4 separate regions of the Homo sapiens genome follow, and regions 2, 3 and 4 are each linked to region 1. A link is a contact called in ENCODE Hi-C or POLR2A ChIA-PET data. All regions are on one chromosome and are shown on one strand. The core of a region is the stretch at or near the end of the contact, and the rest is flanking DNA. Distances in the headings are between cores, read along the strand shown. Region 1 holds the start of SRSF7 (serine and arginine rich splicing factor 7). Region 2 overlaps HEATR5B (HEAT repeat containing 5B). Region 3 overlaps CDC42EP3 (CDC42 effector protein 3). Region 4 holds the start of CDC42EP3 (CDC42 effector protein 3).

The links. A loop is a pair of places that touch in the nucleus more often than their neighbours do. ChIA-PET counts read pairs that join two places held with the same protein, here RNA polymerase II (POLR2A). Pooled maps may share reads with other maps.
Region 2: a loop to region 1 is called in a pooled map, with 4 times the contacts of the local background. The contact joins the enhancer-like site here to the promoter of SRSF7 in region 1. A Hi-C loop is called at or near these places in 2 of 50 pooled maps. POLR2A ChIA-PET finds 5 or more read pairs at or near these places in 4 of 52 experiments (Caco-2, IMR-90, WTC11 and 1 more).
Region 3: a loop to region 1 is called in a pooled map, with 4 times the contacts of the local background. The contact joins the enhancer-like site here to the promoter of SRSF7 in region 1. A Hi-C loop is called at or near these places in 1 of 37 single-sample maps with no recorded cell type and 2 of 50 pooled maps. POLR2A ChIA-PET finds 5 or more read pairs at or near these places in 3 of 52 experiments (A673, OCI-LY7 and activated CD8-positive, alpha-beta memory T cell).
Region 4: a loop to region 1 is called in a map with no recorded cell type, with 7 times the contacts of the local background. The contact joins the promoter of CDC42EP3 here to the promoter of SRSF7 in region 1. A Hi-C loop is called at or near these places in 1 of 37 single-sample maps with no recorded cell type and 9 of 50 pooled maps. POLR2A ChIA-PET finds 5 or more read pairs at or near these places in 2 of 52 experiments (CD4-positive, alpha-beta T cell and activated naive CD4-positive, alpha-beta T cell).

Annotation. Positions count from the first base shown.
Region 1 is chr2:38,747,982-38,755,756 of GRCh38, forward strand. It overlaps SRSF7 (serine and arginine rich splicing factor 7), which reads right to left and starts at 3,380. Exons shown (of 8, transcript NM_001031684.3): 1 at 3,248-3,380; 2 at 2,033-2,213; 3 at 1,548-1,724; 4 at 598-672; 5 at 66-176. The coding sequence starts at 3,275. RefSeq lists silencers at 2,465-2,654, 2,865-2,964 and enhancers at 3,825-3,884, 7,228-7,775.
Region 2 is chr2:37,003,838-37,011,612 of GRCh38, forward strand. HEATR5B (HEAT repeat containing 5B) reads right to left here. Exons shown (of 36, transcript NM_019024.3): 28 at 4,774-5,011; 29 at 3,213-3,467; 30 at 1,795-1,922. Among named protein-coding and RNA genes, the nearest start is that of STRN, 41 kb to the left of the region's middle. Within about 2 kb of position 1,359, at least 2 of the 41 ENCODE cell types and tissues checked have a DNase peak (open chromatin) inside an H3K27ac peak, as active enhancers do.
Region 3 is chr2:37,651,432-37,659,206 of GRCh38, forward strand. The region is part of intron 1 of CDC42EP3 (CDC42 effector protein 3); the gene reads right to left. Among named protein-coding and RNA genes, the nearest start is that of CDC42EP3, 16 kb to the right of the region's middle. RefSeq lists enhancers at 829-1,018, 2,641-2,850, 3,518-3,577, 4,975-5,094, 5,541-6,046. Within about 2 kb of position 2,525, at least 27 of the 41 ENCODE cell types and tissues checked have a DNase peak (open chromatin) inside an H3K27ac peak, as active enhancers do; they include OCI-LY7, where a contact is called at or near this core.
Region 4 is chr2:37,668,515-37,676,289 of GRCh38, forward strand. CDC42EP3 (CDC42 effector protein 3) reads right to left here and starts at 3,128. Exons shown (of 2, transcript NM_006449.5): 1 at 2,912-3,128. RefSeq lists silencers at 2,917-3,406, 3,577-3,636, 3,647-3,716, 3,937-4,106.

The DNA.
Region 1 (7,775 bases), core at 2,130-4,629:
TAAGACACTCTACTGATAAGATGTGAACAATCCAAACACAAGTAAGGAAAAAAAGTGTTACATACTGGAAATACCTCGATCCTTTTATAGAACCAGACCTAGATCTTCTGAGTGAAGCTGATCTTGATCTACGAAGAGAGATAGATCTTGATCGTCGAGGAGATGCTGACCTTGACCTAAAATAAAGAACTTTAAGTCCATCTCCACAGTTTTTTTTTTTTTTGGCCTGTTAAGACTTCAACTGGGGAACGGTGCAGTGGCTCATGCCCATAATCCCAGCACTGCGGGAGGATCGTTTGAGCCCAGGAGCTTGAGACCAGCCTGGGAAACAGTGCAAGACCATTTCTACAAAAATAAAAATTAGCTGGGTATGGTGGCAGTGCCTACAGTCCCAGCTACTCGGGAGGCTGAGGTAGGAGAACTGCTTAAACCCAAGAGATCATCAAGGCAGCAGTGAGTCGTGGTTATGCCCCTGTACTCCAGCCCGGGTGACAGAGCAAGACCCTGTCTCCAAAAAAAATAATGAGCTTTTTCTGTGTTGGACTACCAGTGAATTTAATAATAATACAGAAAGACTTCAGTTAAACAAGATCTCACCTTCGTCCCCTGCTCCTGCTGCGTGAGCGAGAGTATCGCCTTCCTCTGGATCGAGAATGTGATCTAGACCGTGACCTATTTTTCAAGTTAGAGAAAAAACAAAATGTCAGACAATAACTCGTTTTTAAGAGTTTGTGTGCCTCTGCTGAAATCAAATCTCAAAACTATTTAAATTTAGTGTCTCATTTGGAAATAAACTCTGGGCCTATTAGTTGTTGAGTATTTTTTTTTTTACTACCTAAAAAAAGATTTGTTAAAAGCTGAATTACAACTTAGCATTACATAATATAAAACACTGTAATGTGTATTTAAAATAAACCTTGCAAGTTTGCAGGTCGACCCTCTTTGGCCCATGGTCTAGTAGATCTAGACGATCTAGAAGTATCTATAGCCGATCGCTGCATCTAGATGTTTTCTTCAATCTAACGACGATCAAACTGACAGCCAAATGAGCCAGGTGAGGCTTGATTGACGCAAGAAGATTTTTCTAGTTGGGAATGTGGTCAATCTGGTGTTCCTCTTTCTAAACCGGAGGGGGGCCCCAATTGTAAGCCAAATTTACTGTTACGGCGATCACCGTCTCAAATTTTCTGCCCTTTAAAGAATAAGGTGAAGCTAGGTGTAGATGACTCGAGGGGATCTGGCCTCTTATGCTGATCACCTCAAGGTCTAGGAGGATCTTAATTGTCGGATTTGCAAGGCGCCTCAGCATGATATCATAAGGCTCGTGACATTCTGAATCAAGGCGACTGACTCAAACGAAGAAACCTGAAAGGTTTTGACCAGGTTGATTATTAATATAGTAACATTTTTTTAATTAAACAAAAATTGTAAAATACACCTGTACAATTAACATTCAAGTTTATAGAAAAACACTAGTTTCTGCCTTGCTAATAAAAGAATTACTTGATTAACTAGAATACCAACCATTCCTTTATTAAAATAAATACCTGCTTCTTCTTCGCCGGCTGTAACGATGACAATCATAAGCATAATGTCCCTTTTCGCCACACTCATAGCATCTATCATTTGGATCAAAGGGACGTCGGGCAGGTGGTCTATCAAAACGTGATCTCCGAGGCATGCCTGTCGATAGTTCAACCCTCACTCGGGAGCCACAAATCACCCTAATAAAAGCAAATTAACAAAATTCTAAAGTTAAAAATATATTCAGGACTTATAGATTTAAAAAGAACTCTTTCCAACCACTCACTCTTTCCAACCACTCCTTCCCCCCCAACAAACTTTGGCGGTCTTTACCAAGCCCTAACTCCATCTCCGCTATCTTCTTTAACCTTCGTGTGCCTTTAGCATTTAACACTATGACCAGCTATTTAAGGTCTCTTCCAGACTTCAGAATCCAAATTTAGCACTAAGTTCATTATCTAGCCACAGTATATTTTAATGAACAGAAGATTCATAACATCTTACTTACTTTCCATCCAGTCCTCGTACTGCATCTTCTGCATCTCTAGGATCTTCGAATTCCACAAAGGCAAATCCTGGAGGATTTCTCGCAATCCATACAGTTCTTAAAGGACCATAATAACTGAAAGCCCTTTCTAACTCTCCTTTGCCAGCGCCAGTTCCCAGGTTACCAACATACACCTTGGTTTCTGTTTAAAAACGCAAATAGAAGAATGCACGTTACGCAAAATCTGGCCCAAGTTTCAATTACTTATTTGCCTTAAAACGGGCCATCCTCAAGATTGGGTAAAGCACATTTAATGCCCTCTATCCAAGACAAAACTTAGTCGTAAAACTGGTGAAAGTCCGCAAATCCCTGAGAAACTAGACTTTTGACAAAATTCTTAACGTTCTAAATAATGCGGGGTGACCCTCCCGAACACAAGCAGAAACGCGTGGTAGGATACACCGAGGCGTGGGGCGGAACCTGGCCCGGCCCCACCCATGAGTCCCGGCAGCCCCGGGCGCACCGGGAGCGCGCGGGCCCGCAGCGGCAGCGGCGTCGGCGGCGGGAGGGCCTCGGTAGGGGCCGGGCCAGGAGAGCAGGGCTGCGCCGGCTCTCGTCCTCCGCGGCAAACGTCCCAGGCACAGGCTCGCCCAAGACTCCAGCTCCCCGCCCCAGAGCCATAAACCGCGCTGGAAATAACTAAAAAAAACCCAGCCGCCAGTCGCAGATTACGTCCCCATTCCCATTCCGCAATTTAACCGATTGTTTGACGAGAACATGCAGCTCACAGCTGCCAATTTCGTTCTATCTCAAACACAACCACGATCTTACAGCTGCGGCCAGATCTGTCCGCTGAAGTGGCGGGAAAGCGCTGAGGAAATGCGCCACCACGGTCCTCAATGTGCGCAAAATGGCAGCCGCCGCCGAGGGCGGGGGGGGAGGGGGGCCGGCGGGCAGCTCCGAGAAAGGCAACGCGAAAACCGTCATCTCAACCCTGCTTTAGGCTGGATTGGGCCACAAAAATGCCCAAGAGTACGGAACTCGGCAGAGATGTACACCCGCCATCCCGTCTCCCTTCAGCACCCCGCCTCCGCTGCCTCCGGCTTCGTCTGGCGTGCTCCTAAGCCGCCATTACGCACGCGGAATAACCGTCTCCCAACCTCCGCGACAACCCTACGGCCTCGCAGTGCTCACTACACCCACACCAACGTCCCTCACCGGACTCCAGCTTCTTACCTCCTCCGTACCGCCCGTAACGCGACATGATGACAGACCCGCGTGCTCGGCTCTTTAGCAAGCAGCGCCCAGGGCTCGAGTGACGCAAAAGCTGACACACACCTTCACCCGCCAAGAGTCCCGGCGGCACTACGAGGAAGAGCCCGGGTTCGCGTTTATATATGCGGCCGCTGCGCTTTGCGCATGCGTCATCTCGTTGTTCTGCGCGGCACAAAGGAGCTGGGCGGAAACAGCCAAGAAACGACGCGGAAGGAACTGAAGAGACTAACACGCGGGTCATGGGCGGAGGGATACGTTTCTATGGGAACGCCACGATCTCTCCAGTAAACCTGAGGCCTTCCCCATGCTGTCCCGCCCCCTCCTCTCCCCGTTTTCTACACCCTCCTTGTCTTCTTTCCCGTCTCCCTACCCTCTGCCTCCTTTCGTTTTTCCCCAGGCTAGGGACCCTCAGCCTTAACAATCTTAGTACGGATGCATTAGACCGGCCTATGAAAGGCTGTACAATTTAACCGCTGATGTTGCAGCCGTCGCGCCCTTCTGCTGGGGGACCTGGCCTAGTCAGCTACTCTGATCTTTGGGGCTCATCAGAGGTAATCGAAGGTTTGGCCATGGTGAAAAGTCCATGAACCCCGCCATTCTGAGTAGTGGTTTTTACACCATAGACCTTGACGCACCCTGGGACTGGTGGTAAAGCCTCCTGTCCTACACGCCCCCTCCAACTTCTTTTGAACCAGTCACCAGTTTGCACCACCACGGTCTGAGTTCTTGGAGTCTGAAAGACAAAGGAATAGAGCTGTGGGGTCCCGCTCCCCCCTCCCCCCTTTATATTGAAATTGTGACAAAACCCTGAATGTTTAAAGCATTTTGGCCAGTGACAATTTGGAAATTATTTGCATCTGAAGCTCAAAGTAACTGATTTGCTTTTCCTAATGCTTTCTGCTTTGTAACACGTGTGATCCACCAATACTCCGATCCTGAGGACTGGGACTCCTAAGTCATCTTTGTGTATCTCCACTCAGTGGAAATAGCAGCCTTGCTGCTCAGCCACTCAACAGTACCAAATAAATGCAAAACTTCTTTACATTAGAATTGCTCTAGACACCAACTACAAATAGAGAAAAAGTTCTTTTTTGCTAGAAACATAGACATTACATCGTAAATTCTTGGAATACACAAAAGTTGGAAATGTACATAAAAAAAGACATTTAGGTATTTGCATTTTTATCTTTTTCGTCTTTTGCAACTTCATTTGGTGAGTATAGGTGTGGAATGGAGAGTACAGGGAAAGCAGGCCTAGTTGGTGAATAAAGCATGGATTCTTTCCAGGTCATGCTATGATTTTATGCATATTTTTTACGTTGATTAAGTTATGGAGAGAATTAATCTCTCTCAGGAAGATCTCTAAGAAGAAAATAGAAGCTCTGTAGAGTATATGTGTTCTCCCTTAGTCTTGGTGATTTTTTTCTTAACAAGGTTCTTCTCAAAAGAAACAATAATTATAAAGATCTATAGGTTCTTCTCAAAAGAATTAAACAATAATTATAAAGACTATATAGGGGCCAGGCGCAGTGGCTCACGCCTGTAATGCCAGCACTTTGGGAGGCCGAGGCGGGCGGATTGCCTGAGCTCAGGAGTTTGAGACCAGCCTGGGCAACACAGTAAAACCCTGTCCCTACTAAAATACAAAAAATTAGCCTGGCGTGGTGGCGTGTGCCTGTAGTCCCAGCTACTCCGGAGGCTGAGGCAGGAGAACTGCTTGAACCCAGGAGGCGGAGGTTGCAGTGAGCTGAGATCGTGCCACTGCACTCCAGCCTGGGCGACAGAGCAAGACTCCATCTCAAAAAAAAAGATTATATGGTATCTGAAAGATAAAATATAAATTCTGTAAAGCCTCACTAAGTTGACTTTCTTCTGTTAAGAAGCTATGAAAATTACTGTTGAGGCCGCGCGCAGTGGCTCATGCCTGTAATCCCAGCACTTTGGGAGGCTGAAGCTGGCGGATCACCTGAGGTCAGGAGTTCGAGACCAGCCTGACCAACATGGAGGAACCCCGTCTCTACTAAAAATACAAAATTAGCTGGGCGTGGTGGCGCATGCCTGTAATCCCAGCTACTCGGGAGGCTGAGGCAGGAGAATCGCTTGAACCTGAGAGGTGGAGGTTGTGGTGAGCTGAGATCTTGCCATTGCACTACAGCCTGAGCAACAAGAGCAAAACTCCTAGGCCGGGCGCTGTGACTCACATCTGTAATCCCAGCACTCTGGGAGGCCGAGGCGGGCGGATCACCTAAGGTCAGAAGTTCAAGACCAGCCTGGCCATGGTGAAACCCCCGTCTCTACTAAAAATACAAAAAATTAGCCAGGCGTGGTGGTGCGCACCTGTAATCCCAGCTACTTGGGAGGCTGAGGCAGGAGAATTGCTTGAACCCGGGAGGTGGAGGTTGCAGGGAGCCGAGATTGCGCCATTGCACTCCAGCCTGGGCAACAAGAGTGAAACTCCATCTCCAAAACAAAAGAGCAAAACTCCGACTCAAAAAAAAAGAAAATTACTGTTGAGCCAAGCATAGATAACTGCTTGAAAGACAGTGCATGTTATACTGTATAATTCCTAATAAACCTCAATAAACTTTTTTTTTTCCAATAAACTTTTTTTGACTCTGAATACAAAGTCTAAGTCAGGTTTTGTGGCTCATGCCGGTAATCTCTGCACTTTGGGAGGTTGAGGTGGGAGGATATCTTGAGGCCAGGACTTTGAGACCAGCCTGGGCAACAGAACCAGACCCCCATCTCTACCAACAAAACAAAACAAAGTCTATAGTTGTACTAAAGAAATTTCTAAGCAAGTAATAGTAAACAGAAGCAGTTTTAAAATTTATAACCAATTGCTTTCAAATCCTGATTCACAGACATGCTTGTCTTGCAGACAGGTGTTCAATAAGCTAATTACATACTGTTTATTCCTATGAAAGCAGGGCCAGTACAAGGCCAGGCTTTGTTAATCTGGTTACCATGAAAAAATAATAGTACTGTATACTATTTCCATAGACTATTCTACTTTCTACTGAACACTCTTTCTCTAAGAACAGGCAACCAATTCTTTTCACTAAATGTCAGTCCAAATCAGGGAGATTTTACTGTGCAGAGAACTTTTATTCCTGCTGATTCTTGTTGAAATCACATTCACCCACATAAGTTTCTGCCTCTAGAAATCTGTTAAATTTAGATTACATTCTCAGATTGTTTGAATATGAAAACTACTTTCTTCAAATATTGTAATATTTCCTAATATGAAATATTAGTTATTAACATGTTACTATTGTTAAATTTTAAAAATATTATTAGTTTAGGAAAGGGGAGTAATTCATAAGCCTTTTACAGCAGTTTTCAAAATGTATCTGCATTTTCTACATTTGGTATTTCCAGATAAATATTAAAGAAAAAGTTCCCTTTTTAATCGTACTTCTCTCACCATTTCAGTTTCACTTTTAAGTCATTATCACCATTTGAGCTTGGATGTGAAAACGTTAAAACAAGAAAGGAAAAAAAATTTAAATGTTTTGCACATTAGTCTATTTTGTTTGTTTTTTTGTTTTTAAGGCAGGGCAAGAAGTGGGCAGACCTCAGACTCCGCCTCCTGGACCCCAACTTCCCCCTCTGCCACACCAATATTCTATTTTTAATATAAATAAGTAGTCTATGCTAAAAAATACTAGTCTTTTTTTTTTTTTAATTTTATTTTTTGAGACAGAGTCTTGCTCTGTCGCCCAGGCTGGAGTGCAGTGGCACGATCTTGGCTCACTACAACCTCTGCCTCCCAGGTTCAAGTGATTCTTGTGCCCCAGCCTCCAAAGTATTATAGGCATGAGCCACCATGCCCAGCTAATCTTTGTAATATTAGTAGAGACGGGGTCTCGCCATCTTGGCCAGGCCGGTCTCGAACTCCCGACCTAAAGTGATCCACCCAACTTGGCATCCCAAAGTGCTGGGATTACAGGTGTGAGCCACCATGCCTGGCCTATAGTCTATTCTTTTTTTTTTTTTTTTTTAATTGATCATTCTTGGGTGTTTCTCACAGAGGGGCATTTGGCAGGGTCATAGGACAATAGTGGAGGGAAGGTCAGCAGATAAACAAGTGAACAAAGGTCTCTGGTTTTCCTAGGCAGAGGACCCTGCGGCCCTCCGCAGTGTTTGTGTCCCTGGGTACTTGAGATTAGGGAGTGGTGATGACTCTTAACGAGCATGCTGCCTTCAAGCATCTGTTTAACAAAGCACATCTTGCACCGCCCTTAATCCATTTAACCCTGAGTGGACACAGCACATGTTTCAGAGAGCACAGGGTTGGGGGTAAGGTCATAGATCAACAGGATCCCAAGGCAGAAGAATTTTTCTTAGTACAGAACAAAATGAAAAGTCTCCCATGTCTACTTCTTTCTACACAGACACAGCAACCATCCGATTTCTCAATCTTTTCCCTACCTTTCCCCCTTTTCTATTCCACAAAACCGCCATTGTCATCATGGCCCGTTCTCAA
Region 2 (7,775 bases), core at 109-2,608, 1.7 Mb before region 1:
AAATCTTGAGAAATGGTCACATTTTACTCCTATGTATTTTCAAGCAACAAATGATTTATTATTTACATATTTAAATGTGCTTTATATTCAGAGATGATCATTCTCCTATTGGAAGGAAATAATTGAGCTAAATAGTATTGTAGAGTCCAGTGCTGCTAAAATTTATAATTTCTAACCTGAGCTGAATATCCAAGAATTTCTACAACCTCTGCCTACCACAGATTGTAGAAATCTCTGGTGAGTTCCTCTTCTATTCACTTCAGCAACTACTACAAACTTTTGCCACCCACTTTAAGCTTCTTACTCACAATCTTCCATACCAAATCCATCCAATGAACCTAAATGAAATTTCAAAGAGGGGGAAAAGACTTAACTGCAACCAAAGCCACCTTTACCTCTTTCCTTAAGATCATGTGTTCAGCCTCTTATGTGAGGCTTAATCTGAGGTTAATCTTTCCTTATGTGCTCCTATCCTAACCTATTTGACTTCCTAGGGATTCTTCAAGGACTCTGATCATATCTCGTATGTTTTCAACTTCTCTCTCTAGTTAGGCTACTCTTGTCAGTATAATGACAATGCTCAAGTCTTTCTTATCACATGTCCCCCCTGCACTATTCCCAAAGCCTCCAGATCCTTTTATCTACCCTATGTCCTCCTCTATGTATCTGGCTCCTTCCTTTCCCAGCCTAGATGCTTCCACTTCCTTTACTCTCTTATTCACTCCTCAATCTTCTACTATCTGGCTACTGGTCACCTCAAACAATCCTCTGCGGGAGGTCACCAATAGCCTCCTCTAGACTCATTTCTGTGCTTATTTACTCGATTCTTTCTTTTGAGACTCTGTCTACCCTTCTTGAAACTCCTCCCTTGTCTTTGATAACTCTGTTCTCTTTTGGTTCTCCTGAAACTTCTCTAGCAGTTTCCACTGTTGATTTATTTCCTTCTTCTCAATTTTTAAATGCTATTTATCCTCAAGCTTCCAATCTTGGTCCTCTTTCTTCTTCCTTTATTCAGCCTTCCTAGGCTAGTGTTATCATTTCTCTGGAATTATGAAAAAAGCCTCAGAACTGGCCTCCCTGTCTCCCTTCCCATCTCTTACAAACCAACCTACCTCTACGGGCTGACAGAATGATCCTTCTGAAATATAAAGTTAGTTACATCATTCCTCTACTTAAACATTTTTAATGATTCCCTATCACTTTCAGGATAGGGTTCAAACTCTTTTACATGTCATCAAGAAACCTTCATGATTTGGTCTTCACCTTGTTGTCCAGCCTCATCTAACAACCTCATGTTCCATTCATATCGGCCATAGTAAATGGCTATGCCCTTGAACTTGCCGTGTTCTCTCATGCCTCCTAGTGTTCGTATTTGCTATTCTTTCTGAGAGGAAAACCCGTCCCGCATGTGTTGCCTCACTAATTCCTCTTGAAGATTTGATTCAACCATTGCCCACTCTGAGAAACCATCCTTTGCTTTCCTATCACAACATCGGGCTCCTCCTCTCTATTCTAATTGCAGCTTTACATGCACTAAAATAGCACTTACCACACTGTACCTATCTCCTAATTCAGGCACAGTGAAACTGCTTTCACTATCTATAACCTCAAACCACGTTTGAGGCAGACCAGGCACAGAGTAAAAGTAACTGGGTGAATAAATACAGGGAGTCAGTGTATTCATATCATGTTAAAATAGGATCCAATACAGAAAAAAAATCCATCCTTTTTTCCATTGTAAAGCAATACTCAAAAAAAAACCACACAAGTATCTATCATAGCAATACACTGTACCTGATCTTCTGCAATATGGACTCGAGCATAAGGGGAGTCTAGCAAGGTATGTAAGGCCTGCAGGCATGCTGTAACATGTTCAATGGGCTCCTCAGGTCTAGGGGAACAAAGAAACTGTATACTCACACCTGAAATGCACAAAATAAAAACATGTTTTTTCACTTATAAAACACTTTATGTTGTTTGATCCCATATTTCTTCTCTATTTATGTTTTTACAGATTACCTTAACATGTATTTATTAATACCTTAAAGTAGACTTCAAAATGGTTTCCAAGTTAAACAGCCAAACTCAACATAAGGTTGTAGTTTTGCAATTAGGTTAATATTCAAATTAGCTATGTGTGAAAGAAGGAATTCCCATGCCATCAGGTTGATTATGAAGATATTAAGTTTTTATTTCTAGGACTTTTAAAATAATACATTAAGAAAATAAATTTACAAACATTATAAAATTGTTTTTCATTAAATGGTAGCCAAATAATTTTTCATGCATACAAAGTTTTTAAATGGCAAGTTATAGAGGCACAATGGGTATCATAGTAAACAACTGCTTTTAATTTACATAGGGGTAAAGTCATTGTTTTGGAAGTTTTTCACATTTTCACTTACCAGATCTACTGATGAATCCGATAATTACACCTTATTGTGTTCCTTTTCACTCCCAGAAAACATAAGATCACTAAAAGCTTCATTACCATGTATAAATTCTTAAATGTTAAAAAAGCATCTATAGCTGGGTGCAGTGGCTCATACCTGTAATCTCAGCACCCAGCCGAGGTGGGTGGATCACCTGAGGTCAGGAGTTCGAGACCAGCCTGACCAACATGGAGAAACCCCACCTCTACTAAAAATACAAAATTACCCGGGCGTGGTGGCGCATGCCCATAATCCCAGCTACTTGGGAGGCTGAGGCAGGAGAATCGCTTGAACCCAGGAGGCGGAGGTTGCGGTGAACCGAGATTGCGCCACTGCACTCCAGCCTGGGCAACAAGAGTGAAACTCTGTCTCAAACAAAAAACAAAAAAACAAGAAACAAAAAAGCATTTATAAAGCAATTTTACATTAGGATTCACTGAAATCTTCTTAAACATTTTTTTCTTAATGGGATAATTGGTTAAGTGCCAAGTAAAAAGAAAACCTGTTGTTGAATAAAAAACATATTACGTTTTTTTACTGAAAATTGTTCGATATTGCTGTGTGAATGAGCATGACAGTTAAGTAGTTTCAGTAGTTTTTAATAATTTAATTTCTAGGTTAAAAATTCAATTAACAATTTATAAGGTGAGGTGAAAAATCCTTTCACTTTTCCTTCTCTGAACTGTGCTATACTGTACAAAATCTTTCCATAGCTTTAAAATGAAAGATATGAATTTTCAGAAGTGATAATCTTGAAATATATTAATATGACAGACCTACCTAAAATCAGATGCATTCTGTCTTTGTTAATTTCTGGCAAAGATTTAGCACTACCCACTGCTCCTGATGCCTGGTTTAAATTGACAGATGTAGAACGTTTTTGTAAACCAGATATTGCTGCTGCTTCTGTAGACTCTGAGCACGTAAATCCTGTGCTATTTAACCAAAGTGCCACCGCATGGAGAATTGGGGCCCAGGAATTCCGATAGTGAAGTCTAGCTGTATCAATAGTTTCAGGGGTATAAAATGCTCCACCTGTAAAGCAATCAAATCAATTAAAAACATTACTTTTTTTTTTTTTTTTTTTTTTTTGAGACCAAGTCTCGTTCTGTCGCCCAGGCTGGAGTGCAATGGTGCGATCTTGGCTCACTGCAACCTCCTCCTGCTGGGTTCAAGCAATTCTCCTGCCTCAGCCTCCTCAGAAGCTGGGACTACAGACATGCGCCGCAATGCCCAGCTAATTTTTTGTATTTTTAGTAGAAATGGGGTTTCACCATGCTGGCCAGGCTGGTCTCAAACTCTCAATCCACCCGCCTCAGCCTCCCAAAGTGCTGGGATTACAGGCATGTGCCACTGCACCCGGCCAAAATATTACTATTATACATGTTCGCTCATTTATGAACCACTAACAAAAATACCTGTTACATACAAAAGAGAAATCTAGCCAAAGGGCTTCTCCTCTTTATAAAGCCACCAAAAGTAACCCCTTTTCTGTAGCTGATGAACTGGAATACCTGTCTCTTCCTCACTGATGCTAGTTTTCCAGCCTTTCCTCTGCTACTGCTGATGTCACTAAGTATTCTTACCTTTTCTTACCCTGTTGTCACAGAATTTACCTCTTCATTGTTGCCAGTGGCTCCTAAAACCCTATCATCTTCTCTTTCTATCACAACCAGGGAACTCTGTTTCTTCCCTCTGTTTCTTTCTTCTTCTGCTATTCCTCTCCACCTCCTGTTGTTTCCTCTACTAACACTGAGGACTTCCTCATCACTCCTTGCTGTTATGATGGATTAAGGAAGGAAAAAAGGGGGCGGGGGAACTCCATTATTCTTATCATTAATATATAGGAAGGAGAATGGGTTCTTCAAGTAGGAACTAATAACACACTTTCTAAACAGAAAAAAATGTTGACGATTTCTACACTGATTTTGATAAGAAAACTAAAGTACAATTTGCAAAGCACTTTAGGAACATAATTTATTGGCACACTAGGAATCTGAAATAGAATATGAAAATACAAACATTGAACAGTACAGCAATATACATCTATGGTTATGCATAATGACTTGTTACCCATAGCTATTTAGAATACCCTAGCTCATACAGCTATTATTGTAACAGTGCTTGCTAATATGTTTGCTTCAGCCAACAAAAAAGCTCTATATCTTCTATCTACAAATTCAATATAGAGTACATATTCTAACTGAGACAACATCAAACTTAAGCCACAGAAATTTAAACTGTTACTATAGCAACTGTTGTTGCTAGTCTATACCGTCTCTATTTTGTTTAACTACTACTTTGAACTCCATAAAAGTAAAACTCAGAATGTAATACTCACCATCTGGAGGAAGCTGACTAGAAAATTCGGCTGGTAAAGTCAAGAGTGCATAATCTTTTAATGCTGCTAACCACAGGCGACTGAGTGTTGGTAGTTCAGGTTGTACCAGTGTTATTAAACTATCTGGTGGCAGTTCATCGATGGTACCACAGTCGTCATCATCATCGTCAGTATTTTTAATTGCTCTTTTTGGTTTTGACTCTGCTTCCTTTTTAATATTCATAGCGACCACATATACCTAATATGATATTTATGAGGACAAAATAGTAAGGCATAAGATAAAAAAATAAGATATTTTACGTTATTATAAAAATACAGTTAAATCATCAAAGATAACTGGGTATAGATATTAGAAAGTATACACTTTGGCTGGGTGCGGTGGCTCACACCTGTAATCCCAGGACTTTGGGAGGCCAAGGCGGGTAGATCATGAGGTCAAGAGATTGAGACCATCCTGGCCAACATAGTGAAACCCTGTCTCTACGAAAAATACAAAAATTAGCCGGGCATGGTGGCAGGCACCTGTAGTCCTAGCTACTCCAGAGGCTGAGGCAGGGGAATCGCTTGAACCAGGGAGGCGGAGGTTGCAGTGAGCCGAGATCGCGCTGCTGCACTCCAGCCTGGTGACAAAGTGAGACTCTGTCTCAAAAAAAAAAAAAAAAAAAAAAAAGAAGAAAGTATATACTTTGATCAGGTGCAGTGGCTCATGCCTGTAATCCCAGCACTTTGAGAAGCTGGGAATCACTTGAAGCCAGGAGGTCAAGACCAGCCTGGGTAATATAGCAAGACCCTATCTCTACAAAAAATAACAAAAATGCTAGCCAGGCATGGTGGCACATGCCTGTAGCCCCAGCTACTTGGGAGGCTAAGGCAGAAGGATCGCTTAAGCCCAGGAGTTCAAGGTTCCAGTGAGCTATGATCGTGCCACTGCATTCCAGCCTGGGCACCAGATTTGAGATCCTGTCTCAAAAAAAGAAAAAAAAAAGTATATACAACTCCATGATTTCCTGATAAACACAAAAGAATAATTCCATTTGCCTTGGAGACATTTTTCTAAAAAAACTGATCTGACTTCTGACTATTCCTCTGATGGCATGTTCCTTGAGTAGCCTTCTCAGAGTTTTTTCTGGCTTCCCTCATTCTACTTTACAAAGCACCCCCCGCCTCCACTTTTTTTTTTTTTTTTTTGCCACAGGGTATAACTCTGTTTCTGCCTCCACCTTCCTAGACTTATTAGACAACCAGGCATTCAAAGTAAGCAGCTGAGAGGCAAAAAGAGACATCAGAAAGGATTTCCATAAATATCCTTCTAAACTCCTTCTTACACAGACCTTAAATGATATTTTGCAATCTAGCATTTACAACAGATAGCCTGGCTAATATAATCTGCTAGTCACATACATTACCTGTATCCTTTCTCTCTAGTTTGTGAGCCAAAAAGACATAAAAGCAACTTTCCTAAAATATAATTTCAAAGATTCTTCTTTATTGAATCATATTTATTTTCCTTTGTTTTGTAATACATTTAGGCTTTGGCTACTGGCACATACAAAGCTGAATAACGTATTAATGAGAAAACAAAAAAAGAAAGGAATGACAGCAAGCAAGAAAAGAATTGCTCTAGATAAAAATCTCGAGAAAACTGTCTTCCCTCCACAGTGTTACATCCATTGTACCTAACGAGAAAGCCTAAGTATGGTATCTGTATAGGTACACTGCAAGCTTCTTGATGAGAAGCACTGTGTCTTACCCCTATTCCCACACCAAGCAGACTTACAGCACAGAGAAAATATACAGCAATTGACTAAATTCTAAAATAGGGACTTTGGATCTCAAGTTATGAATATATTACTGTCATATCTTCTAGTGAGTACATGCTTGTTTCCCCCCTAAATTTGTTATTACACTGTTTTTTTTTTTGAGATGGGAGTCTCGATCTGTAACCCAGGCTGGAGTGCAGTGGTGCGATCACAGCTCACTGCAATCTCCACCTCCCGGGTTCAAGTGATTCTCCTGTCTCAGGGTCCAGGGTAGCTGGGATTACAGGCACACACCAGCAAGCCTGACTAATTTTTGTATTTTTAGTAGAGACAGGGTTTCTCCACGTTGGCCAGGCTGGTCTCAAACTCCTGACCGCAGGTGATCCATCCTTCTCAGCCTCCCCAAGTGCCCAGCCACTAACATTTTTAAGAAAATGTCACAATAAGCACTCTTAAGTATATCCAGCCATTCATTCATCAAATCCTTACTAGGTAGGCACCTTTTGCCTTGAATTTGTTATTGTTCTAGGACTGGAAGCAAAAAAAAAAAACAAATAATACATAGTTTTTGCTTTCCATGAATTCACAGGCTAATATTACAATGAGAGGGAAGTAAAAAGGTGCTTAAGAGAAGAAACTTTTAAAGATTTGGCTTTAATTATTTATCTTCTACAAAGATAATCTTTTTAATGCTTTATCTTCTAGTACACTCTACCCAGTGCACAGACAGTGTCTGGTACCTAATGAACACTCGGCAGTTTATGCAATGAGTGAATGAATCTCAGGGAACATCACAGATAAACGAATCTTAGCCTTGGGAGTGTGAGAAAGGTGAGACCGTTTTTAAGGACAAAAGTTGACTTGCTCATAGGCAGAGATGGAAAGGGAGCTTACAGGCAGAGGGAACAGCCAGAGCAAGAGCACAAAAACAGGAAACTGCATGGTAATCTAAGTATGCAAATTTCTCATATAGACGGAGCACAGGTTATAAGCTGGAAGTAGCTGAAGTTTTTACTCTGCAGGCAATGGGGAAGCAAGGGTGTCACTGTAAGACTTTACGGTCTATGTATGCATTTTTCCTCGACTTATAATTTTATTTTAATAATTATGCTATAAAAAGTTGGAAAAATAAGAGTTAAAAATGACTCATAACCTCAATTTCTGGGTTTTCATATTCTATCTTTGTAAGTTATAATTTTGATGTACAGAGATTCTGTATTTAGTTTTACTGATAAACATGTC
Region 3 (7,775 bases), core at 1,275-3,774, 1.1 Mb before region 1:
TGAGTTACTGATCATAACACAAACATCAGGAAAATGTGTCTAAAAGCAGCATCTGCAATGGCAGTGTGTGGGTATATGAAGACTTCACAAAAGGCCTGAGCCACGTCTCCCCTGACCCTGGCTATGGGACAGATCACTTTTTGCTTCTGTGATCAGGCCTTCACCAAAGAGGCAGCATGGATCTGTACTTTGTAAAAGGGAAGAGATCTCAGAAGAGAAACATTTGTAGTCGGAAAGGAAAGTGAGAAAATTCAACAGGTGGGAGAGGATGCAGGAGGAGCTGCTGGCCAGGGCATGAGCGAGGAGGGAAGTGCAGGCAGGTGGAATCGCCTGGGCCCGTGAGGACAGCAACTTGTGCAAGGGTGACTAGTGACACACACAGATAACCTTTGATGATGGAATGGGCCTATATGCCATGACTTGAAATCCCATCCCTCCTCATCATTTTAAGAAGACACCTGGGGCCGGGCATGGTGGCTCAAGCCTGTAATCCCAGCACTTTGGGAGGCCGAGGCGGGCAGATCACAAGATCAGGAGATAAAGACCATCCTGGCTAACACGGTGAAACCCCGTCTCTACTAAAAATACAAAAAATTAGCCGGGCCTGGTGGCAGGCGCCTGTAGTCCCAGCTACTTGGGAGGCTGAGGCAGGAGAATGGCATGAACCCGGGAGGCGGAGCTTGCAGTGAGCCAAGATCGTGCCACTGCACTCCAGCCTGGGTGACAGAGCAAGACTCCCTCTCAAAAAAAAAAAAAAAAAAAAAAAAAAAGAAAATAGAAGACACCTGGGTTCCAGGAGACTGCTGGTGAATGACCAACACATCAGAACAGTCAGCATGAGTCAGGGGAACCCCAGGGCTTTGCGTTCTGCCCAGAAGGAAGAAGGATCTGCTTGGAGGAAGGGATGCTGGGAAAAGAGAAAAGGAGGAGCTAAACAGGAAAGGCTTACAGGCCGGAAGCGAATTACCAGACTACAACTAGGGAGCGGGCCCTCCTGGGTGTTCCACAACCCAGATGAGAGAATTTTAGCTTTCTGTCTCAGTCAAAACTCTCAACACCAGCATTAACCTGTGGGCACTGAGCCATCTGAGGGTGCTGAGCACATTCACTCGTGTCTGTCCTTTCCTCATCTTGAACCCCTTTCCTGCAACCAAGGGTCAAGTCATGTGGTCACCCAGGCTGGAGTGCAGTGGCATGATCACAGCTCACTGCAGCATCGAAACCCTGGGCTCAAGCCATCCTCCTGCCCCAGCATCCTGAGTAGCTGAGACTACAGGTGCACAACACCATTCCCAGCTAATTAAAAACAATTTTTTTTTTTTTTAGAACAAGGGGTCTTGCCATGTTGCCCAGGCTGGTCTTGAACTCCTGGCCTCAAGTGATCCTCCTGCCTCAGCTTCCCGAGCAGCTAGGCTTACAGATGAGCCTCACCATGCCTGGCTCTCTAGTTTTCTTGCATTTCTCTACTCCCACTATCTTACCTAAATCTTAAAAGACAGACAAAGGTTCTTATAGTTAGCCCTTTCTCAAAAACCTTGACCCTGAAATTTGAACTTCCCACAATTATTCCTGGTTTCTTTCTAGTTCCACAAACTTTCTCCTAGTTCTTGGATCATGGTTTGTTCCTCTTTCCCTTCATAGATAACACTGGAGATAACATTCATCTCAGAAGTTAGATTCCTTTAAAAACAAATGCTCTAGTTCCTGGGGCACTAGAGAGAAAAGATTTGCCAACAAAAGGGTCCAGCTTGCCAGTCAGTCATGTGGCAGGTCAGAGAGAACACATGTGGCAGGCAGACAGGTGGGCACAGTGCTGCTGAGAACGGACATGCTCCCTTACAGGTTGTGTGAGAAATCCAAGAGTTTCAATACACAAAAGGACCGGAGAGGAAGCTACGGCCCTGGTTTTTATAAGGAAGGAAGAGAGCCGGGTTGCACTAGGCTAGACAATTCTAGTTTCTTGTGACTGACTGAAGCGTAAATGACAGTGATAATGATAGAAATAATCACAGCAGTAATAAATAATTTGGTTAAGAAAAAAACTGAAGCGGTGCTTTGCTTCATTTCTTACCATCTTTTTGGCAAACAGAATGATGCTGAAAATATCAAAACAGGGCAGCAGCCAGGAGGAAGGGAAAATCAAGCGGTTTTAAAAAATGACAGACAGAAAAATCAGCTCCTAAGTTACTTAGAGTTGATGCACTGGCAACTTACAGGACTCTGAAAAGAACCAAGGAGTTGGGATATTTTTAAAATTCCATTTATTTTAAAGGAATGTTTGGTTTGCCTACTAATTGTTTTTAGATTAATTCTTAGTGGAGAGAAAAAGTAAAAAAAAAAAAAAATTGCATCCTGCAAAACAGGTTGCAGTGTTAATTTAAAACACACATGTATAAAAATGGGCAGGTGGGTTGAGGGGTGCTACTGCCCCCAGGGACCTGCGGCTCTGTTCTTTTCTCCTCCTTGCAGGAAGTGAGCCTGCATCCGACTTCCCCTTTCTGGCTCGGTTGTCACATCCTTCAGGGACATTCCAGCTTCTGATCACTTTTCGCTTTGCCTCAGCACAGTCGCACTATGCGGCCAGTCACGGCACCACTGCACTACTGCACCATCTGAGCCCCATGCCAGAGTATCCAGCGACTCCTCCTGCATGTTGGAACCAACAGTCCTAGGGGAGGATGATGACTCGGCCAAGTACCCTCCGCCGCCTCCCTACCCCCAACCATCTGTGGGCTATGTCTCTCTGCTGCCAACCAGAAGATAATAATTCCACTGTGCCAAGCGCCCAGAACATGATCCTAGGCTCCACATTTAGAAGGGATAAAGGCTACCTGGAACATGTCCCCGCATGTTCAGAGGGAGGCAAATGGGAGGAAGTGAAGGAGCTCGATTAGGACATGTGAGAAGAGGCTGAAGGAATAGAGCAGCTTAAAGAGAACTCATAGAAAGAGAAAACTAATCTTAAGGGATCTGAAGGATTCATTTAATTGTAATGAAAAGGAATTAACTTGTTCTGGGAGGCCCTAGAGCTACCAAGCAGAAACTACAAGGAAAGATTTTGGCTCCTCCAAGTAACAGCTCAGGTTTCTCAAAAGATGGAATGGGCTGGGGTGGGGAGGGGACAGCAAGTATGGCCATGGGATGAAGCTCTCACAGAGGGGAGGGCGGTTACCCTGCGCCTCCCTGACAGTGCGTGAAGGGAGGTGTTCACGTTCCCATTTATTCTGAGTTTCCTGTATGGGAACACGATCACTGCCAATTTCCTTGTAGTCCCATGTCACTTTTCCATAGAAAAACGCACACGGACTTTCCCTTGAAGAAGCTTTCTCTTTGAACACGGCAGTCTTCTTACTAATATAGAAATGACCAGCCAATCTTTGGGATCAGAAACACTAAAATATTACTACAATGTGGACGCTCATGTCAATCCTTTTACAAACCTCTGTAGGAGTGCTTCTCTGAATAATTTTAAAATTGAAGGGGAAAAAAACCCCATAGTGTTAGATTTTCATTTAAGTTCAATGCTGAATTTCTAAGGCGGAAATCAGTGTAACCAGAAGCACCCAGTAACCCGAAGGGGATGCTTTTCATATTTTCAGTCTGTTTAACTCCACCCATTTGAGAAGATAAGAAGATGCCTTTTCTATTTTTAGATTCTTACCCTCTCCCCATATCATCTAAACTGAGGACATAGCTCTAAGCTTCAAGACTATGAAACTCTATTAGCTGGCTCCCCAGCTGCTGAGCTCTGTTATGCAAATGAACTTAGCCAGAACGAGCAGGCGGTATTTTAAAGACCCATTCAAAGTCTGATACATCTCACCTTCCATTATTTTAAAGGACTTTCATTTGTGATTCAGCTACAGCTTGAATTTATTGTTCTTTTACAACCCTGATTATATACAGACCCACAAATACCATATGTGAGACTCAGTGCTAATTTGTGTACACGTCTCATTTTTATGGGATCTAATTTGAAAGATCTCTTAGAAGCAAAATTGGAAGACAGAAGGTCCACCTCACATAGCACCAAGTCTGCACTTTTGAACAGAGGCCATTAGGACCTTTTTTCCTATAAAAATGAGTTACTGGGGAAGACTCAATGTGGACATAGAACTCTGGCAGTTACAACAAGGCAGGAGGAGGGCAAGTCCTCTCATGCCTGGTTCATTTATCAGGACGTGTTGTACATGGCACCAGGGCTGGTCAGAAGCACCCAGGCAGGCACTCTAGTTTCATGGATGTGAATCTCTGATAAGGCCATTGCTGTGAACTGCTCACGTGTTTCCATAACTAATGGATCTGACTTGGTCTGTGATGCTGCAAGGACAATATCAATACAGGAAGAGAACTTGACTCTGAAGTTTTCAGCAGTATTCAGCCAGGATATTCATTCTAATCTCTGCTCAAAAGCAAGGAACTTGCTCTCAGTTGCTCACAAAATATTAATATTTAAGTCAGCAATTATTCTATGCAGTACTCCAGTTCTGGTAATGGTAATTTCAAATGATCCCAAATAATAAGCTGACACTGTCCAGAAATTCAGATTATGGTCATTTAACCCATACTACCTTGGAGGGCAAAGTTCCTAGCCATTTGCCTTTAGGCCACATTCTCAAGTTCTCTGATGGGGTAAAGGGACAAATACAGGACTTCCATGCTATTCTGCCACCCTGCTAGGGCTGTCTACAATAATCCACGTTCCTTGGATGGGCTGAAACATGGCTTTTCTGTATGATACCAGCACTGGCTATATGTGGAATCTGGTAGTCGTCATTCTACTCTCAATCTACTTCCACTACCAACATCCTTGCGTTATTTGTATATGTGTTACTACAAATATATTTGTTGAATGATTTCCCTCTAACTAGGCTGAAAGCTCTTCTGTGGGCATGAGCTTATTCATCTTTTGCCTCCCACAACACATGGCCCACAGTGAACTTCAAATTCACAAGTGTTAAATCCATAACCCCTGCTAGACTTTCCATCATGAGAGCCAGGTTGACTTGCTCCCGGGGGCCAAACCCTAGAGCAAGTCTACAGAGGCTCTCTGGAAAGTGACAAATCTGAAATGCTTTGTTCTCTAAATAATTTACACCTGTGAAGAGTACTAGCTAGCATGAGTGCTTTCTGTGGGCCAGGCAGGCATGTAATGCTCAGAGCATACCTCTTAGGAAGCAGTCTTAGATGAAGCCTGTGTCTCCAGTCAATCACCCAAAATGTGGAGGAGCTAGGATTCCAGCCATAGCTGCATTCTGTAGCCACTGCCGATTTGATAACTCAAGGACTGCCAACCTGAAGACTATGTATCTTGAAGTCTGACAGCACCAAGAGGAAATGACACACCAAGAGCGCAACACGGATGAGAGGTGGAGATGCTAACCTGACCTTGTCAGAAGCCAAAAATGAGAAGAAGGGTCCTAGACACTGGTCCCTCCATCTCTAACTCACTAGGACTTTTCAGTATTTTTGCTATTGTCAACAAGAATCTCAAAAGGAATTTGACTTGTGGTAAACGTCAAAAGATTTGAATTGTAAAGTAACAAAGCCCCCCCCCCACCCCCCGCCCCCCGCCATCCTCGAGGAGAAAAACAAACATCCTGTTCTTAGAAAATCGTGTTAAGTGCTGTTCATTCTTTTCCCAGAGGAAGCCCATTGCATGCGACAGTGAACAATCACAGGCTTTCACTGGGGACAATAGCTCCCTAGCTTCCTAACTGACACTTCATTTCCCTCCTAACCTGAAACTAAGAACCTTGTGTTCCCTACATGGAAAGCTCTCCCACCTTCTTACCATCAGCCTCTATTCACAACATCCTCTGAGACCTGCTCCAGATGCACTTCCTTCCTGGAGGAAGTCTACTCGAATGCACCTCACGTAATCCAACCTTGCTACTGCTTTGCTTAGGGGTTTTCTTAGGGGTTGTGGAGGGCTTGTATTATGTGATTTGTTGTTTTCCTGTTTTGTGGTTTTAATGCCTGATATTTCCAGGTGGCTGGTGAGCTCAAAAAGAATAAAGTAAGCAAAAGGGCTATACATGAGTGTTCCTGTTGGGAAAACTCTCCTCCTTTTTATGCTGAATCACTTACAGAGCCTCCTCTTGAGCTGGGGACACAGAAGGCCCTCAAATCTTACTGAATAAGCTCTTCTAGTTTTCTTTCTGACCATCCCTTAAGTCAAGGGTCTACAAGCTACAGGCCGGCCAAATCCGGCCCCCTGCCTGTTTTTATAGATAAAGTTTTATTAGAACACACCTATGCCTATTCATTTATGTACTGTCTACAGCTCAGTGGGGTTCTCAACTGAGGGTGATATTTGTTCCCTATGCGATATTTGGCAATGTCTGGGAATATTGTGGGTTTTCGTGACTGGGGGTGGTGTGCTCCTGGCATCTAGTGGGTAGAAGCCAGGAATGCTGCTAAACATCCTACAGTGTACAGGACAACTCCCCAAAGCAAAGAATTATCTGGCCTCAAATCTCAGTAGTGCTGAAGTTGAGAAATCCCAGTAAAGGTGCTTTTGCTCTATCAGGTCAGAGTTGAGTAGCCTGTGACAGAGACTGTATGTTGCTCTCAAAGCCCAAAGTATTAACTGAGCCCTTACAGAAGAAGTCTGAACCCCTGTCTTAAATGTTGGCATTTTCATAGGGTTGGATGGCTGCTGCCCATCCCCCACTCCTCAACAATTCCCCCGGCAATCACATACCACCTCTAGGGATAACTTCCAAGTCAGTACCTTCAACCCACATGCATCTACTTAAGTCCAGACCAGTGCTACTCAAAGTGGGTTCATACAGTCCATGATGAGATAAGAACAGAAGTTGGAAGCAAGATCTTTTTGACATTGCCTTAACATCAAGCATGTGACCAACAGATTTTTTTCTTACTGAATAGGCTATTGACAAGTTTGGGAGCTGTATGCTGTTGAGCTTGCATGGCGGTTGTGTGTGGCCCAAGCTCCATATTCCTTGTGCACAGTAGTATTGTACAATGGATTGGAAATGGAAACAAACAAAAAGACAGTGGCCCTTCCCAGAGAGTTTGAAAAGCATTGATTGGCCTTTCCCTTCCCTTATATTCCAGACTTCTCTACTTTGCTTCCCTTGTCCCATATAATACTCATAAACCTTGCCCCAAATGGGATTTGCCATCTTTCTTCCCCCTGCCTGCCTTAGGCATCTGCCTTCCAAACTATGCTTTCCTGGTAAATGGCAGAAGTCACTCAATTCCAAAACCCAGCTATCATCCCAGCACTTCTCCCCGCCTCCATCTCTACATCAAGTCCTATAGTCCTATCAGTCTGTCTGGACTGTCTCTCCTCATTCATCCCTGCTCCATCAGCCTTACTCCTGGCCCCCATGATCTTTCTCCTGCACAAGGACATTTGCCTTTCACCTACCTCCCTGCCTCCCCGGTCCTTCCACCTTATCTTCCAATCTACACCAGAGTGAGGTACCTAGAATCCTCATGTAACCTTATCACTCTCTGCTTTAAAACCTTTCAAGGGTTTTAAGGCTACAGCTTGGAGATAAGATAAAATAGCTTGTGAAGCCCACTTCAGCAATCTGGGGGGCCTGCCACACTTGCAACTGAATCTCCTGCCAGTTCCCCATGGCATCCTAAGCTCCCATAGCGTCCTGTGTACACCTCAAACCTAGCAACTATCACACTGGATTATTACCACTACTTATTTAACTCTTCCCCAATCAGGCTATAATCTGGGAGAGAGAACGGAGATCTTATTCATAGCAGGTATTGAAAAAAATGTTGAATGG
Region 4 (7,775 bases), core at 1,878-4,377, 1.1 Mb before region 1:
CATGTGCCCAGGCAGCCTGACTCGGAGGCTTCAGAAGTTCAGTTTTTTTTCCCATCCCCTTAACCCAAAGAGCTGCTGACTTTCACATAGGATTAGCCACTCATGCCTGCACATATTGTGTTGTTAAACTGCACACGCATGTTTAGGTTTTGCTTACTGCACAACTTTGGGTAAGTTATATAACTGGTCTATCCTCAGTCTCTACACCAGCAAAATGGGGATACAACGGTTCTTTCATTAGATGATTGCTAGAAACAAGTAAGATAATCAAGACAAAAGGCTGAGAAGAGTGCTTGACACATAGGACGGGCTCCACTTAGGAAGTGCTTTTAACATCCAAAGTAATGAACAATGCAATATATTAGGAAAATTCTTGGTCTTCTATGGCTTGGTGAGGCACACAAGATTTTGTGGCTGGCTGAATCCAGTATTTTCAAATGGCTATCCTTGTTCTCTGGCAAACATACTGCATTTAAAAATAGATTTCTCATTCAATCAATGAAAAGAAATACAGGTTCACAGGATTCTGGTTAGTAAGAAATGAGACTGGGCCTAGATAAAATCTGACTGAAAGCAAGAATCTGAATAACAATAATAATAATAATAATACGATCAGAGCAGTCTTCTTGGAGGTTTTTAGGTTACGAATTATATTCCACCCACTGGATAAATGTTACAGTTAATGGTCAAAGAATTTGTGAAAAATCTATGGCCTGGCTAAAAAAAAAAAAAAAAAAAAATCTTTGGGTGATACAGGTGAAAGCAATTTTATCCCCAACACTGTTGAATACCAGGAACTTTATACATGAAAAAAGCACAGCTTTTGTGAGCATGTTGGACATAAAACAAAACACCACATTAAAGGAAAGGCTGGAGCGCAGACAGGGCAAATGAACTCATGTGAGCCCTTCTGCAATCACTGTTACGGCTTTGTATTTATTCATCTTGCACCGCACTTAAATGTGCAATAAAAAGCAAAAAGTGTGCAACACTTATTACTCTAGCTGCTTTTACTTGTTCCATAGAGATACGTGAAACAATTTCACTGCTCAGATTGAGGGAAAGAGGAGCTCATCTCATTTCAAGCCTGTAGCTGCTGCCACAGCCTCAGCACCATGTTCTAATCATAGAATTCATCATGTAAATCTCTAGCAGATGATGCCATTGGAAAACAGAAACTGCCATGGATCCAGAAATGCTTCCAAATTTCTCCTCTAAAGTTCTTATCTGTGAGCCCAGAGGCTGGTGCTGTTTTATTCAAATGGGTGAGGCCCATTGGGAAACCCGCATTCTTTGGGAGACTTTATGAAGAATTTCAACCATTCCTTGACTATAGAAAGGGCCTTTATCATTTATTTCACATATGAAAATGCTAAATATTTCACAACTACTCCAACTTATTTCTGAGTGTCTAAATCTATTCTGAAAAGGGTATGCATCACACACATACCTGTGTAGCTTATTAACTACCAATAAGAGCTCACACAAATTGCAGGGGGTATGAAAGAGTAGACTTCTGGAACTGTCCAGAAAAGAAGAGAAGGTACATTTCCTGGTTTTAAGATGAAAGAGCTTGTGTAAATTAGAACATTACAGGAGCCTTTTAAATTGTCTTAGGGATACCTTTGGGGCATCATCGCTGGTTCCTGGTGAGTCTTTTTTCTCCCTGTGATGTTAACAGGAAGTCCCTAAAACTGGCTTTGCTATTAAAATACAGACATCTGCTGCTCTCCTAATTTTTGTTCCTTTTAAAAGGCAGTACTCCCAAGAAACTCTTGGATATTGTGAGAATTAAGAGCTGGGAGATGGGGATGGAATCTTTGTCTCCCTAACACATTCATCAGTTCCCTCCCTAGAGCCCCCCTACAACCTCAGCACACAGCAGCAGCCCACTCCTCCAAATACGCCAGGGCTGGAAAGATTCATGTTGCAATACCCTCCTGACATTCCTCATTTTAATTCGCTCACTTTTTTTTTTTTTTTTTTTAAACAAAATGTAATTACTTGACTGTCAGCCTAGGCTGCACTCTGGGGCTTTTACTCCTTTCAACACAGCTGCGCTCCCGGCTTTGATGCTGCTGTCCACGCAGCTTGTCCCAGCCACAGCCTGGCTCTCAGTAATGTAACATTCAAGTGCATATTTATTTTTAAACTGACCTCTCCTAGACTGCACAGTATAAAGGAGATCCTGCCCAAAAATATGCTACTTTCTATTTATAAGATGAAACACATGCCTCCCAAAGTCGAGAGAGGGATAGAGTATAATAATTCATAACGAAAAAATGGCCAGATCCATTCATCCTCACATGTCTGATACTTGTCTGTGTCAAGCCACTTAGTTTCAAGGAGAAAGGGAAGAAAACAAAAAACAAAAAACCTTGTAAACGTCTCAGCTGTTCACCGTCAAAAAACAAAAAAGTCAATATCCAGATCTGCAGGTTGGCGCCCCACTAACAATGTCCTCCATTAAGAAAGAGGAGGGCACCGGGCAGGCGATGCCACGGCAGAGCTGTGCGATGCACCCATGTGCGGCCCTGGTACCAATCCATGATGCGAGGGGCGCGGTAGCCAAGCGCGGCTTGTTCTCAGATGGAAAAATGCTATACGCGCCCAGAATGGCTCTGCCAATAGCTCGGAGGGTGCAATGTGGCCGCGCAGCCCCACCCTGAAAAGTAGTGGGCACAAATGGTGGAGCTCTGAGTCCTGGTCGTGCCGCCGGACCCCCTCCTGGCTTGCTTTATGTCCCCTTCGTTCCGTTGGACACTAGATGGGAAAGCGATGCCCTGGGTATCCCGACTCCCTGCTGGTTTCCCAGCCTAACACCAGCGCACGCCGGAAGCGGCCACGGCCGCGGGCGGGACAGACTCACAGACAGGTAGAGAGGAAGGAGCCCTGGGCTGCCCCGACTCACCGGCCGCCGCTGAGGATCCCAGCCGCTGCCCCGGGCCTCCCGCGGGCGCACGCAATCCCTGCCGCTGTGCGCAGATCCAGCCGAGTCTGCCGGCGTGGTGCCTGCTCACCGCATTATCCGCTCCGAGACGGCGTGAAGGCGCCCCAGGCCGGTGGCCGGGTCTCCGGGCTAGCCCCGCGCTGCGGTCCCCCGGCCGCGAGAGAAGGTGCGCGCGACTGAGCGCGGGGCGGCCGGACGCGAGGACTGAACCTGCGGAGGGCGGGGCGGCGCGGGGCGGGGCCGGCGGCGCGGGGACTCACTGGGGCGGGGCGGAGGGCGCGGGCAGCGGGGCCGACCCTCCCAGCCGCGGTACCTGTGCCCTGGCCCGGGGCCAACCGGTGGCCGGGCGCGCGCGCGGGGGGGGGTCACCGTTGGACCCTCGGAGGACAATGGGCGCCCATTGTTACCTCCCCAGCGCCACCCCCCAGTAGGCGACTTCTCTCGGAGAAGATGCCGCTTTCGACTCCCTAAGCACAAAGAAAGGTCGCCGGACGCTCGGTTTAAAGAGGGACCCGGAGGTGCTGCCGCCCGGGTGCACGGGGACAATAGGACTCCGCCCGCACCCCGGACTCCCGCACTAAAACTCGTGCGCCCACCTCTCCCGATCCCAACAGGCCGACCTAGCTGTGCGAGTGGCGGGCGGTGACCCGCAGGGAAGCGAGGCCACCTGAGTGCGCCGCCCCGGCCAGGCCGCAGCTCCCCAGGTCCCTCTCAGCCCGGGCTCCGGTGGGCGCGGAGGGGGAGGGTCGCGTTCTGTCAGTTTCTAGCTCGCTCCCCTCAGAGCTGCAGCCAAAACCCGGAGAGTGGAATAAGCGCCCTGAAGATGCCGGAGCTCCCGGCTGAGCAACTGGACACGCGACGAACAGCAGACGCTACAGGTTCTCCTACCCAGAGGGAGGCGTTTCTTCTCCCTCAGGGTCTTTCAAAAGGATTTGCCTAAAGCTGGGGCAAGCCGGTGGCGGCTGCCCCAGACGCGCGACGAGGCGCAAGTGGCGCAGCTGCCGGCCCGAGAGAGTAAAATTCAGGCCGCGGTGGCACCTGCGCCCGCCGGTCACCCGGCCACCGCCAGCGCCGCCGCCCGGCGCGCCCCTCCCCTCCGCCGGGGCCGGAGCGTGAACCGGGTTAATGAATGCTAATTTTCTTAATCGGCCTCCGTCTCTTCCTCCTCCGCGAGTCGTCGGCCTGGGGAAGGAGTAGGCGACAGGAAAGGGCGGTGTTTTCCGGCTGGGAGGTCCCAGCCCGCATGGTCAGCCAGGGGAGGGGGCTGGGACCCCTGGGAGTCGGACGCTGGGGGCCTGGCCTCTGCCCTGAGACTCTCGGGTTGGATGGAAATCCTGGCACAACGCGGAGAACCTCCCGGATACCTTGGCTTTGCCGAGAGATATCAGCTTCAGGTCATCACCGCGGTGCCCTGGGTCTGTCTGAAACCTTAGAGGGTGCGCCTTAAGCCGATGTTGTAAACCCAGGCTGACTTTAAGGTGAAGTGAAAAGGAAACGCACACAATCTGGAAAGCAAAATACTTGGGTGGGGTGTTAAAAGCCTCAAAGAAAAATAGTAGTTGGCAGGTCAAATGGCCATGAGGTTGGAAGTCAAATACGAAACTCGGCTGAAGTGATGTTAGAAGTTTGACAAGCAAAAACAGTCCGTGAAGATAAGAGACCCAGCATTGTTTCCCTTCTTCAAAAGACAACTCGTCCAAAGTTTCCTTTGGCAGATACCTGGATTCTACTCCAGATTCCTGAGCATTTTACTTGGGTTTCATATTTCAAAATATATGTTCCATTTGGCACTAATGTATATATTTTATATATTAATTTATTGAAAAATATTAAATGTTCCTGGCCTACTTAGAAAAAGGTATTTTTATAAATATTTATGCATAGTTTTCATTACATAGGGTATTTTATAAGTCCAAATAATATGTGTATATATATAAAATACCACATGCAAAATTCCTTTTGAACACATAAAGACATTCCCGACACACATGTCTTGTATGTAATTTTTTTCACGTGATCTATTGTTAGCTGCTGTTAAAAGCACTTTATTTCTACATGGCCAAATAAATAACTTCTTTTACAGTTTTTGCAAATATAGAGTGGCAGTTTGTCTGAAACGGCATTTTTATTCTAAAACCTATTTTTACTTTTCTACATTATCCCTTGCCTTTTAGAGGCTTTCTCTCCCTCTGCCGTTTTTAAATGAGACTTCACTGCTGGACTCTAAACAGTTATCCAGGACCTGCTCATTCAAGGGCCTGGTGGTTTGATTTATCTTGGCTCCTTTGGCCTCGCCTCCCCACCCCTCCCCTGCCCTCCCCTCCCCACCCCTCCGCTTCCCTCCCCTCCCCTTCCCTTCCTTTCCTTTTTTTTTTTTTTCCCCCAGGGTCTCAAACTCCTGGCCTCAAGTGATCCTTCTGCCTCAGCCTCCGAAAGTGCTGGGATTACAGGCATGAGCCACCATGCCCTGTGCCTCACGTTATTTCTTTGTACTGAACATCTTCAGTGAGTAACTGATCCCTCATATAGTGAATTATTCTTCCAAATGAGTGCATTTCCTGTGCTAACTATGATAGCTTGTAGAGTTGATGGATTTAGGTTTCAACATGTTATGGGAGTCTACTACCGGAAGAGAGGAAAAAGCTTTGCTTCAGGAAGATTTTAGGAGTTTTGAGATTCTGCTGTGAATTTTGGAAAGGTTTAGCCTTAAAAACATTTGGTGGTAACCTTAGAAGCCTGGTATCTGTAGACCACCTGTCAGGCCCAACAGTGGGCTGTTTTTCTATTAGTCCCTACTTGGGAGAAAAGCCAAGTAGTATTGTCAGTGCCCTTGCTGTCCAGAAACCTGTGATCTACCTAAGTGCAGAGAGCACCTTGCCAGTGTACACAAGCAAATGCTGACCACATTCTAGTCTCTTGCTACCAAGTATGGTCCCAGGACCAGCAGCACCAAGCCTCACTCCAGGGCTACCAAGTTGGAATCTTCAGTCTAATGAAATGTGGATAGTTTGCGTGCAGATTTAATGTTTGAGAAGCACCGTCCATGAGTGCTTGGTGGTTCTCCACCTTTCAAAGCTACAAACTCATTTGAAAATCTCATGGGATTTATGAGCACCCTTGGAAAAGCATATTGATTGATACACAAAATTTTTCATATGCAGTTTCAGAGTTCCTGTAAATAATCTATTGATGCCAGGGAAGTCCTAGGTTAAGACCCCCTAGTCACAAAGAAGATTGACTCAGTGTCAGCTGGAGGAGTTAAGAGAAGATTCTCACAGGGGGCAGAGCTTAAATTAAACCTGGGGAATTTGATAGGAAGAGGAGTAAAGAAGAGCATTTCAAGCTGTTGAAATGCAAAGGTCCTGAGAGGGAAAAAGAGAATGTCCTTTTTTGTATGTGTTCATGTGAAACTTAATGAGGAGATTGTTGTTTGACAGCAGGCTTTCCTTGCAATTCCTTATCATCACTTGAACGTCCAGAAAATGAAGCCAGACTGTGGACTCAGTAGTCATTCCACTTTGGGTGTGCAAGAACCCTATGACATGGGGGTTTCACATAAGATCTCATTTCCTACTACTTTGCTCACCTCTCACTCTGCCCCAGCCACATTGGCCTTCAGGCTGTTCCAGGCACTCCCGACAACAGAGCCTGGCCCACTCTTGTCTGTGTGGGGATTCTTCCCCAAATCAGCAAAAGGCTCATTAAGATCTTTATTCAAATGAGACTTCAAGGGAGAGGCTTTCTTTCTAAAATAGCAGCCCCTCCCACACTCCCTTTCCCTAAATAAAACAGGAAGAACAATTGCTTCACTACTTGCGTTATATTTATTTACAAATTCATTTATGGCCTGTTTCCTTAAATGTATGAACTTTATTTGCTGCTGTATCTCCTGTGCCTAGAATAGGGCCTGGCATATAGTAGGTACTCAATAAATGTTTATTGAATAAATGATCTTTTAACTACAACCAGTAATGAGTGTAAAAGCCATGTTTACAACTCTATAGCTACGAAATCATAATATATGAAACATTCTTGGAATATACCACATGTTTGCTGAGACTGAATTTTCAACCACTTCTCTTTAGTCTAATGAAACAAGAAACACTAAACACATGGAACATTTTAAGTTTGAAAATTCAAACATTTTAAAGTAAGACTTACAAAAAATGTCTGTATAGTCCATGTATAATGCACAACTATTTTTCTTCTGGCAAAGCTGAGACACATTCATGTGTACTCAGCTGGGGTTTTCTTCCAAAATGCCACATCCAGGCTGAATTCATGTGTGTATGGTCTGGATTATCCCCCTAAGTTAGATTTAAGGAAAATGTAGGAGAAGCTGGAAGGTTAGAACATTTTGAATGAGAATTTCCTTAAAGCTTGAGTATTCTCCTCCTTACTACCCAATTAAAATTTCACCAGTCCTGGAAATATGTCAACCTCTGCTAATGAACTTGATTGACTAATTGCCAAGGCTAAGGAATTTTCTAACCAGTGATTTCCTTGTAAATAAAGAAATTTAGGTCACATCTTGGTTGGGAGATTTCAGCTTTGCCTAATCAAATGCAGCAGGAAATGGTATACTATGAGATATACTATGAGAGGCTATGTTTGCATGAGGACTACAGGCCTAGGGTACAGTTCTAAGCAGGTTACACGGTCACTCACCATAACCACCAAATACGTTTTTGGCATTTGTATTAGCTCTTGAACTTGGGCCAGCACCAATTTAATTTGTGCATAAGACCTTCAAATATAGATGCATACTTGATCCTGTTAGTGTAAACCAGTGACTAATAAAGAGCATTACTGTATATTTATATAG